Linked DNA regions of Homo sapiens: regions 1 and 3 are each linked to region 2. A link is a contact called in ENCODE Hi-C or POLR2A ChIA-PET data. All regions are on one chromosome and are shown on one strand. Each heading gives the region's core, a stretch centred on a gene start or an enhancer-like site at or near the end of the contact. The rest is flanking DNA. Distances are from core to core; before and after follow the strand shown. Region 1 holds the start of TMEM107 (transmembrane protein 107). Region 2 holds the start of CHD3 (chromodomain helicase DNA binding protein 3). Region 3 holds the start of KRABD2 (KRAB domain containing 2).

Region 1 (3,796 bases), core at 826-3,325, 290 kb before region 2:
TAGAGGCGGGCGCCACCACACCTGGCTAACTTTTTAACTTTTTTTTTTTTTTTTTTTTCAGTAGAGATGAGGTTTCACCATGTTGGCCAGGCCGGTCTGAAACTCCTGACCTCAGGTGATCTCCCTGCCTCGGTCTCCCAAAGTGCTGGGATTACATGCCTGAGCCACCGCTCCCGGCCAATTTTTGGCCAAAGTTTCTAAAATAAAGTTTAAGGTTAAATGTCCGGCTGGGCGCGGTGGCTCATGCCTGTAATCCCAGCACTTTGCAAGGCCGAGGCTGGCGGATCACGAGGGCAGGAGATCGAGACCATCCTGGCTAACACAGTGAAACTCCGTCTCTCCTAAAAACACAAAAAATTAGCCGGGCATGGTGGCGAGCGCCTGTAGTCCCAGCTACTCAGGAGGCTGAGACGGGAGAATGGCGTGAACCCGGGAGGCCGAGCTTGCAGTGAGCCGAAATTGCGCCACTGCACTCCAGCCTGGGAGACAGAGCGAGACTCCGTCTCAGAAAAAGTAAATAAATAAAATAAAACAAAATAAATGCTCTATTTTAATAGAATTATAAATGCCCTATTTTTATAGAATTATAATTCTAGCGTTTCTTTTTTTTTTGGAGACGGAGTTGCGCTCTTGTTGCAGAGGCTGGAGTGCAATGGCGCGATCTCGGCTCACTGCAACCTCCACCTCCTGGGTTCAAGCGATTCCCATGCCTCAGCCTCCCGAATAGCTGGGATTACAGGCACGCGCCACCACGCCCGGCTAATTTTGTATTTTTAGTGGAGACAGGGTTTCAGCATGTTGGTCAGTCTGGTCTCGAGCTCCTGACCTCAGGTGATCCGCCCTCCTAGGCCTCCTAAAGCGCTGGGATTACAGGTGTGAGCCACAGTGCACAGCCCGCTTTTCCCTGTTTGTAGCGCCTATTATCTTACGGATTTATTTGTTTGCATGTCTGTTGTTGATCTCCCTGACTAGAATACCCTTACTAGGTAATCAATAAACATATACAAATATTTGTTGAAGGAATGAGAAATGCCTCTTGGGCTTGTAGTTTAGGCTGGCTAAAAGCACTGAGATGGGGAGTGGGGAGTAGGAAGAGATTGTTCTCCTGGGAGATGGGCCGGGAGGTTCCTTGAGGATGGGACTTGACTCAGCAATTAAAGAACTTTCAGATCTGCAGGGACCTGCGCTGAGGCCCAAAGGTCATGAGGTCGCCGATGATAAGAGCTTCTTGGACTGTAGCTGGGCAATGTCGGAGGCCCAGCACCTCCAAGGGACAAAGAAATCTGAGTTGAGTTTCCCTTCCAGCCGGCTCCAAGCCTCCCAGAGACGCAGGGACTGTCCCATTCCCTTCGTCCACTCCCACTCTTTCCAGCCACCTTGCTCTGCTCTTATCCCCATGCTAGTTTAAGGACGCTGGCCATTTTTTGCACTCTGCAAATCCCTCACCAAACTGAGCAAAGTAGTCTGAAAGAAATCAGTCTTCCTCAAGGAAGGTTCAGGCCTGGGGTCCTCAGACAACCAGGGGCTCCGTGACAATCTGTGACTGCAGAGCAGTCCAGGAACACCGGCCTCTCCAGGTTCGGGTCCCTTGTTTCTCAGGCCCAGCTTGGTGGGAAGCTAAAGGCATGCAGAGGAGGGGAAGGGGAGCGGGTCTGAGTCTTCGGCATGGCGGGGAACTCAGCCCGGCGTGGTGGTGGCAGCGGTCTCAAGTGATCCACAACTGGGCAGCGTAGCTGGGGCTGGGGGCCGCTCCCGGCGTGGGCAACAGCAGAAGCATTGGTGTCCCCAAGCTAGGCCAGGGTGGGTTTCCGTTCATCCGCCCTGCGTGGGCAGATCGGGCGCTGCGGGGCTGTGCCACCTCGCACCCTCTGAGGAACAAAGGGCCTGGCTGCGCGCGGGTACCCAGCCGTTAGGTTAGAAGCGCCTTCGGGTACCCCTGACCTTCGCTGGCCCTGAGAGACCCGCAGCAGCCGGAGAATGTACTGCTCGCGAGGATTTCCGAGAACGCGGCGCCGAGCCCGCGTACACGGTTACCAAGGCAACTGGGCGGTGCCTGAGCGGGCGGGAAGGAGGCGTTCGTCTAGATTTGTCGGCTTGCGGGGAGACTTCAGGAGTCGCTGTCTCTGAACTTCCAGCCTCAGAGACCGCCGCCCTTGTCCCCGAGGGCCATGGGCCGGGTCTCAGGGCTTGTGCCCTCTCGCTTCCTGACGCTCCTGGCGCATCTGGTGGTCGTCATCACCTTATTCTGGTCCCGGGTAAGACCCACGGCTGCACTCAATCCGTCCCCATTCCCATCTCTGAGTGGTCCTAGTCCTACCCTGCCCCCTCCCAGTGTCTTACCCTCTTGGGTTTTCTTGTTTCCCGCCGCCCCCAGGCCTGCCCTGCAGCCTGCCCCTTTTTCACTTCTCTTCCTGTGCCCTGCTCCCAGGACAGCAACATACAGGCCTGCCTGCCTCTCACGTTCACCCCCGAGGAGTATGACAAGCAGGACATTCAGTGAGCTCTTGGGACGGGGTGGCCAGAACGAAGAGGTGGTGGGAGTGGAGGGGTCTTAGAATAAGTCCAAAGGCCTGGGCCAGTCCACTTCCTCTCTGCAGGCTGGTGGCCGCGCTCTCTGTCACCCTGGGCCTCTTTGCAGTGGAGCTGGCCGGTTTCCTCTCAGGAGTCTCCATGTTCAACAGCACCCAGAGCCTCATCTGTATCCTTTCTGCCTGCCCACCTTTCCCACACGACCCACTTCTATCAGGACTCCCTTCAGCCACCTGACACAATAGTGTCTGCTGTAGCCAATCCTTCCAGTTCAAAGATCTTCAACGATGTGCTAAATCCTGCTGTTTACTAGGCACTTAAAATCCCAAAATGAGAGTAAAATACAGTTTTTGGCCAGGCATGTTGGCTCACGTCTGTAATCCCAGCACTGTGGGAGGCGCAGGCAGGAGGCAACATAGTGAGAACCCAAGTCTACAAAAATAATAGGAATAATAAAAACCCCACCGTTTCTTTTTACAATGAGGAGGAGGTAGATACAAATCTGTAATTCAGTGTGATAAGCACTGTGCTATAGAAGTGTGTGAAGATAGAAAGCACAGGCAGGGCGCGATGGCTCACGCATGTAATCCCAGCACTTTGGGAGGCCGAGGCAGGTGGACCACCTGAGGTCAGGAGTTCGAGACCGGCCTGACCAACATGGTGAAACCCCCGTCTCTACTAAAAATACAAAAATTAGTCGGGCGTGGCGGCGCACTCCTGTAATCCCAGCTACTCAGGAGACTGAGGAAGGAGAATTGCTTGAACCCGGGAGGCAGAGGTTGCAGTGAGCTGAGATCGTGCCACTGCACTCCAGCCAGGGCAACAGAGCAAGACTCTGTCAAAAAACAAACAAAAGATATAAAGCACAATGGGAACTCAGAAGAGGCAACGGAAGCGAGCACTGGGAACTCAGAAGAGGCAAAGGAGATGAGGCACATGGGTCAGAGAATTGTGGACCAGGAGGACCAGGACACTGGAGGCTGATTCCAGCGCATATTAAGTCGCTGTCAGCACTCCTTTGTGGCATAGCAGAAGGAGAGCCTACTCTTACCTCTCATCTGAAGGATCCAGGCTGGCCCACAGATAAGGGGTAGGGTAGCCTGAGGTCCGATCTGTGCAGTCACTTCTGGTCTCTCCTCACATGACTGTCCTAAAATTCAGAAGTCAGAGCTGCTGACTCTAGCCCTTGAAACATGGTGAGGGAGCAAGGGATGAACCTGAATGCAGATGCCAGCCCCACCACTGGCCTTTTCTGACCCATCACTGT
Region 2 (3,918 bases), core at 828-3,327:
TACCCACTAGCTTCCCTGGGCTTTCTTGCTTCTTGCCCCATTCTCCAGTCCAGTCTCCATTCCTCCCCTCCTCATGCCCGTCTTTAATGCAGATTTCTCACTCTCATTCCCTAATTCTACTCACCTTTTGCCCCCCATCTCCCTCCCCCTTTTTCCGCCGCTTTGTCTTCTTCTCCTTTTTTTCTCGGTGCTTCCTTCTTCGTTTCCGACCCGGTCCGGTTCCATATTCACTGCCCCCACTCTCTGACTTCTCCCGGTACTCATCTCGCTCAGAACCAAATTCCTCCTCACTGTCCTAAGAGAAAGAAATAAAAATAACATTTATTCATCCCTACCATTGCCAGAAACTGTTCTCAGCACATACCATATCTTACCTCTTTTAATCTTCACAACAATCCTGTGATAGTAACTAATTTTTTATCTCCTTTTTTTTTTTGGAGATGGAGTCTTGCTCTGTCACCCATGCTGGAGTGCACTGACGTGATCTCGGCTCACTGCAACCTCCACCTCCCGGGTTCAAGCGATTCTCCTGCCTCAGCCTCCTGTGTAGCTGGGATTACAGACGTACCACCGCGCCCGGCTGATTTTTGTATTTTTAGTAGAGACGGAGTTTCACCACATTGGCCAGGCTTGTCGCGAACTCCTGACCTCAAATGATCTACCCGGCTCAGCCTCCCAAAGTGCTGGGATTACAGGCGTGAGCCACTGCAACCGGCCTTTATCTACTTTTTACAGATGAGGAAACTAAGGCACAGAGAGCCAAATAAACGGCCTGGTATCCTAGACAGAGGAATGCTGGACTCTTGAATTCATACAGTCTTCCAGAGCTTGTGCTTTCAACTGCTTCTCTTTGCTGCTGAGGACACACTGACAACGAGGCTCTTCACTAGGTTGCAGTGAATGAAGTTAGGGTCCCAGATCCCTGAGATACAGGCCAACAGTGGCAGGGAAGTGGGGGGCCCGGGGGATCAAGCCTCCCTGGCTTCAGAACCCCACCCCCACACCAGTAATCAGGACCAGAGAAAATGTAGGTCTCTGAGAATGGGTCTCTTGAGCCTTGCCACAGAGTTAGGAATTCTTGACACTTACACGCTTCTTGCGTTTTCGGGGTTTTCCTGGCTTGTTCTCCTTCTGCTTCTTGGGTCCTCGTTTTCTCTTCTTCACACCCAATGCTGACGGCAGCAGCCGAATGTCATCCTTATCTTTGAAGCAAAAAGCATCAGAAAACCTAAGCCTCTAGGTTTCCAGCCTCTGAGGCCCCTCAACTTGCCCCTTCCCCACCTCGGCAGTTCCCACTCTCTAGGAAGCATTAACTCCTCCAAGCCCTGCCTCCCTTCACTGGATGCAAACAGAAAGTGTTTCGAGTACTCTGGGATGCTCTGGTTCTGAATGGGAGGTCAGGGGTCAGAAGAGAAGAGCAGCCAAACCACTCCCCTCCCTCCCCTCCTACTAACAAGAGACCAGGCTCCAGGCCATGGGCTCTGACTGTGGCAGGTCCTTTCAGTCACCGCCAGGGCTCCTCCTGCCTTCCCCCTCACTTCGCCAGCTGGCATCCTGCCCAGGAACTGGGGAAGCCATGCCCAGCTGCTGGCCTGGCCTGACCCCAGCACTTGGAGTGGGGAGACACAAGCTGGCAGCTCCCTAAGCCAGATGCTGGGGAGGGAGAGCCAAAGGTGGACACCTGGGTTCTCACACTAACACCCTGGGGCCCTGACATCCTTTTGCCAAGAGGGAGGCCTCTATTTACATTTCCTCGGATAATTACCAGGCATCCTGTCACCCCAACACAGTCCTGGAGGAAAAGAAATCCTCAGCTGGTCATTTTTACTTCTTGCCCACAGGATCACAGTGTCTGCCGCCTTCATCACACAGGAGAAAGTCTCCACAATTACCTAAATATTCCTCCTCCCAAGTAGCCTAAAACCTACCTTCAATTCTATTCCCATCTCCCTGCTCCCTTTGGGAACTAGGGGGCCATACCCTTTGTTTCCCGATCTCACCCTTCACCTCCATATTTTGTTCCAGATATCCTGACCCATTCATCTATACGCAGTATGGGAGACCCAAACAAAGATATAGGCACAGACAGACACACCCAGCATATGCCTTCTCAAAAGCACGCGCGCGCACGCGCGCACCCACACCCACACACACTCTCAGGCCCACAAATCCAGAGGATGGCCTGTACCTGCTTCAGCAGGGATAGGTCCCTGGCTTTCTCCCCAGATGTCTCTGCCAGAGGACCCCAGGCCCCCCACCCCATTATCTGTGAAGGTGTCACTCTGTGAAGGCTTGGGGAACGGAACGGAGAGTTACCCCACATAAAGGAAGACAGGATGCCCCACAGACCTGGGGCCCTGGGGCTCTGGTTCACGTCCCTCCCCTACCAAGCACTAGACTAACCAGCCAGACCTGTCTAGTACAGAGAGAGGCAGCCGATGCAAGATGGGAAAGCCTGGGCTTGGCCCAGCCCCTAGCTCTAGGACACACAATCCTTTCTCCTTCCCTCAACAGCCAACGGAAAATTAGCCACAATTAACACCAGAGGCCTCCGTTTCCACTGCCTCAGAGTCGCTGCCTCGCCTTCCTTCAGTGCCACCTTTCCTGCTAACTCCAGCATCCTGTGTCCCCTTGTGCAGGAAGACACTCTAGGACTGTGTGCGTGTGTGCAGGGGGGTGGCTGCCAGAGCCCGGGTGTGAAACGGAATGGGGACTGTAATAGGAAGTCAGCAAGGAAGGCGCCATGCCCCAGCAGCCGGCTCCCCCTGGCCCCAGGGACTTCGGTTGACTTGAACATGGAAACGCAGGCTGCCGAGGCAGTGGCAAGGGCAGGCCAACTGGCTAAGGTTCAGGGACACGGCCTCGGCCACCACCAGCCAGGGGTGGTGCACAAGCCGGTTCACTCTACTCCCCACCCCAGCGGGAGGTTCCCGAACTTGGGCAGGCGTCGGTGGCGGGAGAGGCAAAGCGAGAACGGCAAGGAAAAGCAAGGAAGGGTAATAAAGCAAATCTAAGTCCCAACCTCGGTCTCAGCAGCCACTCAATGCTGGCCTGGAGCCCAGACTCTCCCACATCCCCGGCTCGGATCTCAGGGAGGCAGGGAGGAGAGAGGCGGGGGCCGGAGGGCGCAGGGCGGAGCCTGGCCGCCCGAGCAAGCGGGAGGAGTCTCGGCCGAAGCCTCGCCTCCCGCCCGCCCCTCTCTTCTTCTAATCTCACCATCAATCTCTCACACATATATTTATTTTTTCTCAAATTCCCCTCCCTCCCCCACAACGCACCACCATAATAGGTCTGCTGCACATGCGTACTGCAGGCAGGGGGTGGGTTTGTATTTTCAGACCTTTTGCAAAGAAACTACCAGAATTTTCCGCACCACCCACAATCATTCCCCACCCCCACCCCCAAGGAATCACATCTATATATTATGTTATATTATTTCTCTCGACTTGCCAGAAGGGGGAGGGAGAAGAAATGAGTTTTTGGCTTCCTGCTCCCTTCCCCCACCAACACGACTGCTATTATTTTAAACGTTTAACAATGTAAGGAGACTGGAGAGAGGGGGAAGGGATAAAATTGGTCTTGAGTAAGAATGTAAAACAAAATGGTGAGAATCAAAGCAGTCGGAATGGAAAACAATGGAAATCTCTCCTGTGCACAAATGCATACTCTAGACAAGGAAGAGCGAGGGCAGCCTGAACAAATTTCCTTAGAGGAGGGTTCTTTTCCCCACACTTAGGTAGACAGAAATAATGAGTGTGCTAAAAATAATTTCCCGAAGTTTTACCTCCGAAAGTCATCTGAGGGGGTGTATCTGGGTCACTCATTCGACTTGGAGGGCTGAAAGGGAGATAAAAATTGCCCAGGGGGAGAGGGGAGGTGGGTTTTCATTTCAGTTGTAAAATGTAAGCAGCCTCTGAC
Region 3 (3,733 bases), core at 417-2,916, 490 kb before region 2:
CACACCCTGCTGTTTTGTTACTTGTTTGTTTTTTGAGATGGAGTCTCGATTGATCGCCCAGGCTGGAGTGCAATAATAGCACCATCTCAGCTCACTGCAGCCTCCGCCCCCCCAGGGTTCCAGAGATTCTCCTGCCTCAGCCTCCCAGGTAGCTGGGATTACAGGCATGTGCCACCATACCCAGCTAATTTTTGTATTTTTAGTAGAGAAGGGGTTTCACCGTGTTGGCCAGACTGGTCTCAAACTCCTGACCTCAGGTGATCCGCCTGCCTCTGCCTCCCAAAGTGCTGGGATTGGGGGCATGAACCACCGCACCCAGCCTGAAGTTACTTTGGAAACAAATATATTTGTATATGACAGCTTGTAAAACTGTAGTGAGAAGAGCAGAATCATATATTTCTCAGTGAAAAAGAAACAAATCTTATAATGAAGCACAGAAGAGGCTTTAAGAATTACTGATACCATCTTGCCTTTTCTCCTTTGTTGGTAGGAAATTAGTAAATAAGCCAGGTTTGATGGCTAAAGAGTGATTTCTGGAGTTTTTTAAAAGTTAAAATCTTTTCTTATTAGGCATCCACCTACCCCAGGTTTGGGAAATGGTATTGAATGTTGGGCTTTCCCTTGTGTTTTAGTGATTATTTAAAGCTTGGGAGTGTTTTTTTCTTATTTTTCTGCAGGTGGTTATCACTAGGCTAAAACTGGACAAAGACCGCAAAAAGATCCTCGAACGGAAAGCCAAATCTCGCCAAGTAGGAAAGGAAAAGGGCAAATACAAGGAAGAAACCATTGAGAAGATGCAGGAATAAAGTAATCTTATATACAAGCTTTGATTAAAACTTGAAACAAAGAGCCTGTGTTTTGTGTGTGGTGATTTAGGACACTCCCTAGTTTTCAGTGGATCAGTCTCTTACCTCTGATTTGTTGGTCTAAAATTTTTCTGAAATCAGGACTGATGAGATTTTTTTTATAGTGGGCAGCAGCATTTGAGGATATATCAGAAGCTGGAGGGGTGTCATTGAGAAGAAGAAGGCCTACAAGAAAAGCTAGTTGGAAACACTTCCTCTTGAACCTGTCTTTTAACTTGCTTACTATGGATAGGTTGCTATATGGACAGGCTATATTTTTTACCTTACTGCGTAAAAGTTTGTATTGCCATTGGATAGGAAGTCTTGCTTTCAATAGGATAAGAAGCTTCTGTGACTTTATAGCTTCTAGATGACTTCTTCAAGCTGTTCCTCCAGATTGAGAGGTCTCGGGTTCAGGTTATCTGATAGACCCATGGGCCCCCTTTACCTTGTTTTCTGCACAAGTGCTGGATGAGTGCCATCAAACCAAAACCTAACACGTCTTTGAGTTAAAATATAAACTAAACTGCAGCTTCGTCAGGATGAAGTGAAAAGGTGTGAGGTGGCAGCAGTGTGTGTGCTCCTGCCGTTCCTCATTTTAAGCATCTAAACAGGACACCTGAAGCCCGTTTACTTTCCAGGCTGGAGACTTGGCAACAACGTGGGAATGGGGAACGGGCCCGAGTTAAGTCACTGGCTTAGCCAAGGTCACAGCTGGCATCTGGGTGAACAGCGCTGCACGGTGTCCGCGGTGCCTCTAGGGGGCGGGGCTTCCGGCTGGCGCTGACCGGCTTCCGGCGGAGCGGGCGGGAGGTGGGGCGGAGTTGCTGCTCGGGGGCCTCTGGGTGGAGGGGGATTCAGACGCCGCGTCTGGTGTGTCCCTTTCTCCTTCCTGACCTTCCTCAGTCTGCAGCTCTTTTCTCCACCGCGCGCCCGCCTCAGCCGTTCAGCCCTGAGCTGGCGGGTGGACGGGCATGGATCCAGGCGGTGGGAGCAGTCTGCGAAGTCAGGGTAGGAAGGCTACACAAAGGAGGCGACATCCCAGCCCGGTCCTCAGGAATAAGCGGGCGTGCCCGTGTGGTGTGGACGGTGAGGGGACACTGTATTAAGTGCCTTATCTGCATTATCATTGAATCTTCATAGCAATCGATTGTGATGGGTACTGGTCATCTCCCCGGGTTGTAGATGAGGAAACTGAGGCCTCAGTAACTTTGCTTTAGTCAGTAAATGATAAGAGTCAGCAAATGAATTCCCAAGCGTAGACTCGGCCGTACCGCTGCTCTACCTTGCTAATAACGACCTACCTGTAAGCGACATTTTTGACAAAATGTCCTTTAAACATCTTTTGTGCTCAGCTCTGTATTCGTGGGCCCTCCAAAGGGGGTACAGGCAGGTAGAAGCCTCCGTCCCTACCTTATAGGTTGTATATATCTGAACTGGTCGACTAAAGATGCAAAGCGAAGTGCTCCAGTGAGTGTGGTACAGGTTGTTGAGATGAAGGAGAGATGGCAATCAGCTAAAGTTACTGAATACGTCAGGAAGGAGGCTGGTTTCAGCTGGCTGTGATTGGGAGGATCAATGCGAGGACATTCCGAGTCGGAAACAGCCAAGGCGAAGACTCACAGGTGGGTGAAGGGAGTAAACATGGCTTTGGAAATATTTCCAGTTTTCTCTGACCAACTCGTTTATCACCTAGCCGTCACATAGATCACACCAAGAAGCTGATTGATTTACGGTCACATTTCTTTCATGTTGCTTTGGAAAAGATACTGAAGCCTCGGGCAACATAATGAGACCCCGTCTCTACAAAAAAAAAAAAAAAAGAAAGAAAAGAAAAAATTAGCTGGGTCTGGTGACGCATGCCTGTAGTCCCAGCTACTTGGGAGGCTGCGGTAGGAGGATGCCTTGACCCTGGGAGCCGTGATCATGCCACTGTACTCTAGCCTGGGTGACAAAGTGAGACCCTACCCTCTCAAAAAAAAAAAAAATGAAAGAAAAAAGATATTGAAAGCTTAGAAATGTGCAGGAGTGGGCAAGTAAGATGAATAGGTTAGTAGGTCCCGACGTCCTGGGCTGCGTGCAGCCCACAGGCCACAGGTTGGACAAGCTTGATCCAAAGGAAGATGCCGCCTCTCCATCACAGCCAGTTATTGCCAGGCAGCAATGCCGCCAGTGCAGCCAGAATGTTGCCTTTTCAAGAAAGCCAGAAATCGAGGCTGGGTGCAGTGGCTCACGCCTGTAATCCCAGCACTTTGGGAGGCAGAGGCGGGTGGATCACGAGGTCAGGAGATCGAGACCATCCTGGCTAACACGGTGAAACCCCATCTCTAGTAAAAATACAAAAAATTAGCTGGGCCTGGTGGCAGGTGCCTGTAGTCCCGGCCACTCGGGAGGCTGAGGCAGGAGAATGGCGTGAACCCGGGAGGCGGAGCTGGCAGTGAGCCGGGATCGCGCCACTGCACTCCAGCCTGGATGACAGAGCAAAACTCTGTCTCAAAAAAGAAAGAAATCGAGATTTATGTGAAATCTCCCAATCTGTAAATATAGGTGAAACATTGAATTTTTTTTTTTTTTTTTTTTTTTTTTTGTGACAGAGTCTGGCTCTGTCGCCCAGGCTGGAGTGCGGAGGCACGATCTCGGCTCACTGCAAGCTCCACCTCCCGGGTTCATGTCATCCTCCTGCCTCAGCCTCCTGGGACTACAGGCGCTCGCCACCATGCCCAGCTAATTTTTTGTATTTTTGGTAGAGACGGGGTTTCCTCGTGTTAGCCAGGATGGTCTCGATCTCCTGACCTTGTAATCCGCCCACCTCCGCCTCCTAAAGTGCTGGGGTTACAGGTGTGAGCCCCCACGCCCGGCCGAATCATTCAATTTTTTTTTTTTTTTTT

What was found. A loop is a pair of places that touch in the nucleus more often than their neighbours do. ChIA-PET counts read pairs that join two places held with the same protein, here RNA polymerase II (POLR2A). Pooled maps may share reads with other maps.
Region 1: a loop to region 2 is called in a pooled map, with 5 times the contacts of the local background. The contact joins the promoter of TMEM107 here to the promoter of CHD3 in region 2. A Hi-C loop is called at or near these places in 3 of 37 single-sample maps with no recorded cell type and 11 of 50 pooled maps. POLR2A ChIA-PET finds 5 or more read pairs at or near these places in 3 of 52 experiments (MCF 10A, activated B cell and activated naive CD4-positive, alpha-beta T cell).
Region 3: a loop to region 2 is called in a pooled map, with 4 times the contacts of the local background. The contact joins the promoter of KRABD2 here to the promoter of CHD3 in region 2. A Hi-C loop is called at or near these places in 2 of 37 single-sample maps with no recorded cell type and 10 of 50 pooled maps. POLR2A ChIA-PET finds 5 or more read pairs at or near these places in 1 of 52 experiments (H1).

What each region holds. Positions count from the first base shown.
Region 1 is chr17:8,174,659-8,178,454 of GRCh38, reverse strand. TMEM107 (transmembrane protein 107) reads left to right here and starts at 2,075. Exons shown (of 5, transcript NM_183065.4): 1 at 2,075-2,255; 2 at 2,429-2,496; 3 at 2,598-2,698. The coding sequence starts at 2,169. It overlaps LOC105371520 (a long non-coding RNA gene), which reads right to left. Exons shown (of 4, transcript NR_188261.1): 2 at 3,581-3,679. RefSeq lists enhancers at 1,778-1,897, 1,313-1,924, 2,078-2,127, 2,198-2,287, 2,448-2,497 and 3 more.
Region 2 is chr17:7,886,948-7,890,865 of GRCh38, reverse strand. It overlaps CHD3 (chromodomain helicase DNA binding protein 3), which reads right to left and starts at 2,077. Exons shown (of 40, transcript NM_001005273.3): 1 at 1,766-2,077; 2 at 1,090-1,202; 3 at 125-295. The coding sequence starts at 1,865. RefSeq lists an enhancer at 1,076-1,645 and a silencer at 3,055-3,214.
Region 3 is chr17:8,374,637-8,378,369 of GRCh38, reverse strand. It overlaps KRABD2 (KRAB domain containing 2), which reads left to right and starts at 1,666. Exons shown (of 2, transcript NM_001304947.3): 1 at 1,666-2,470. It overlaps RPL26 (ribosomal protein L26), which reads left to right. Exons shown (of 4, transcript NM_000987.5): 4 at 678-854. The coding sequence ends at 806. RefSeq lists a silencer at 1,532-1,731 and an enhancer at 1,476-2,027.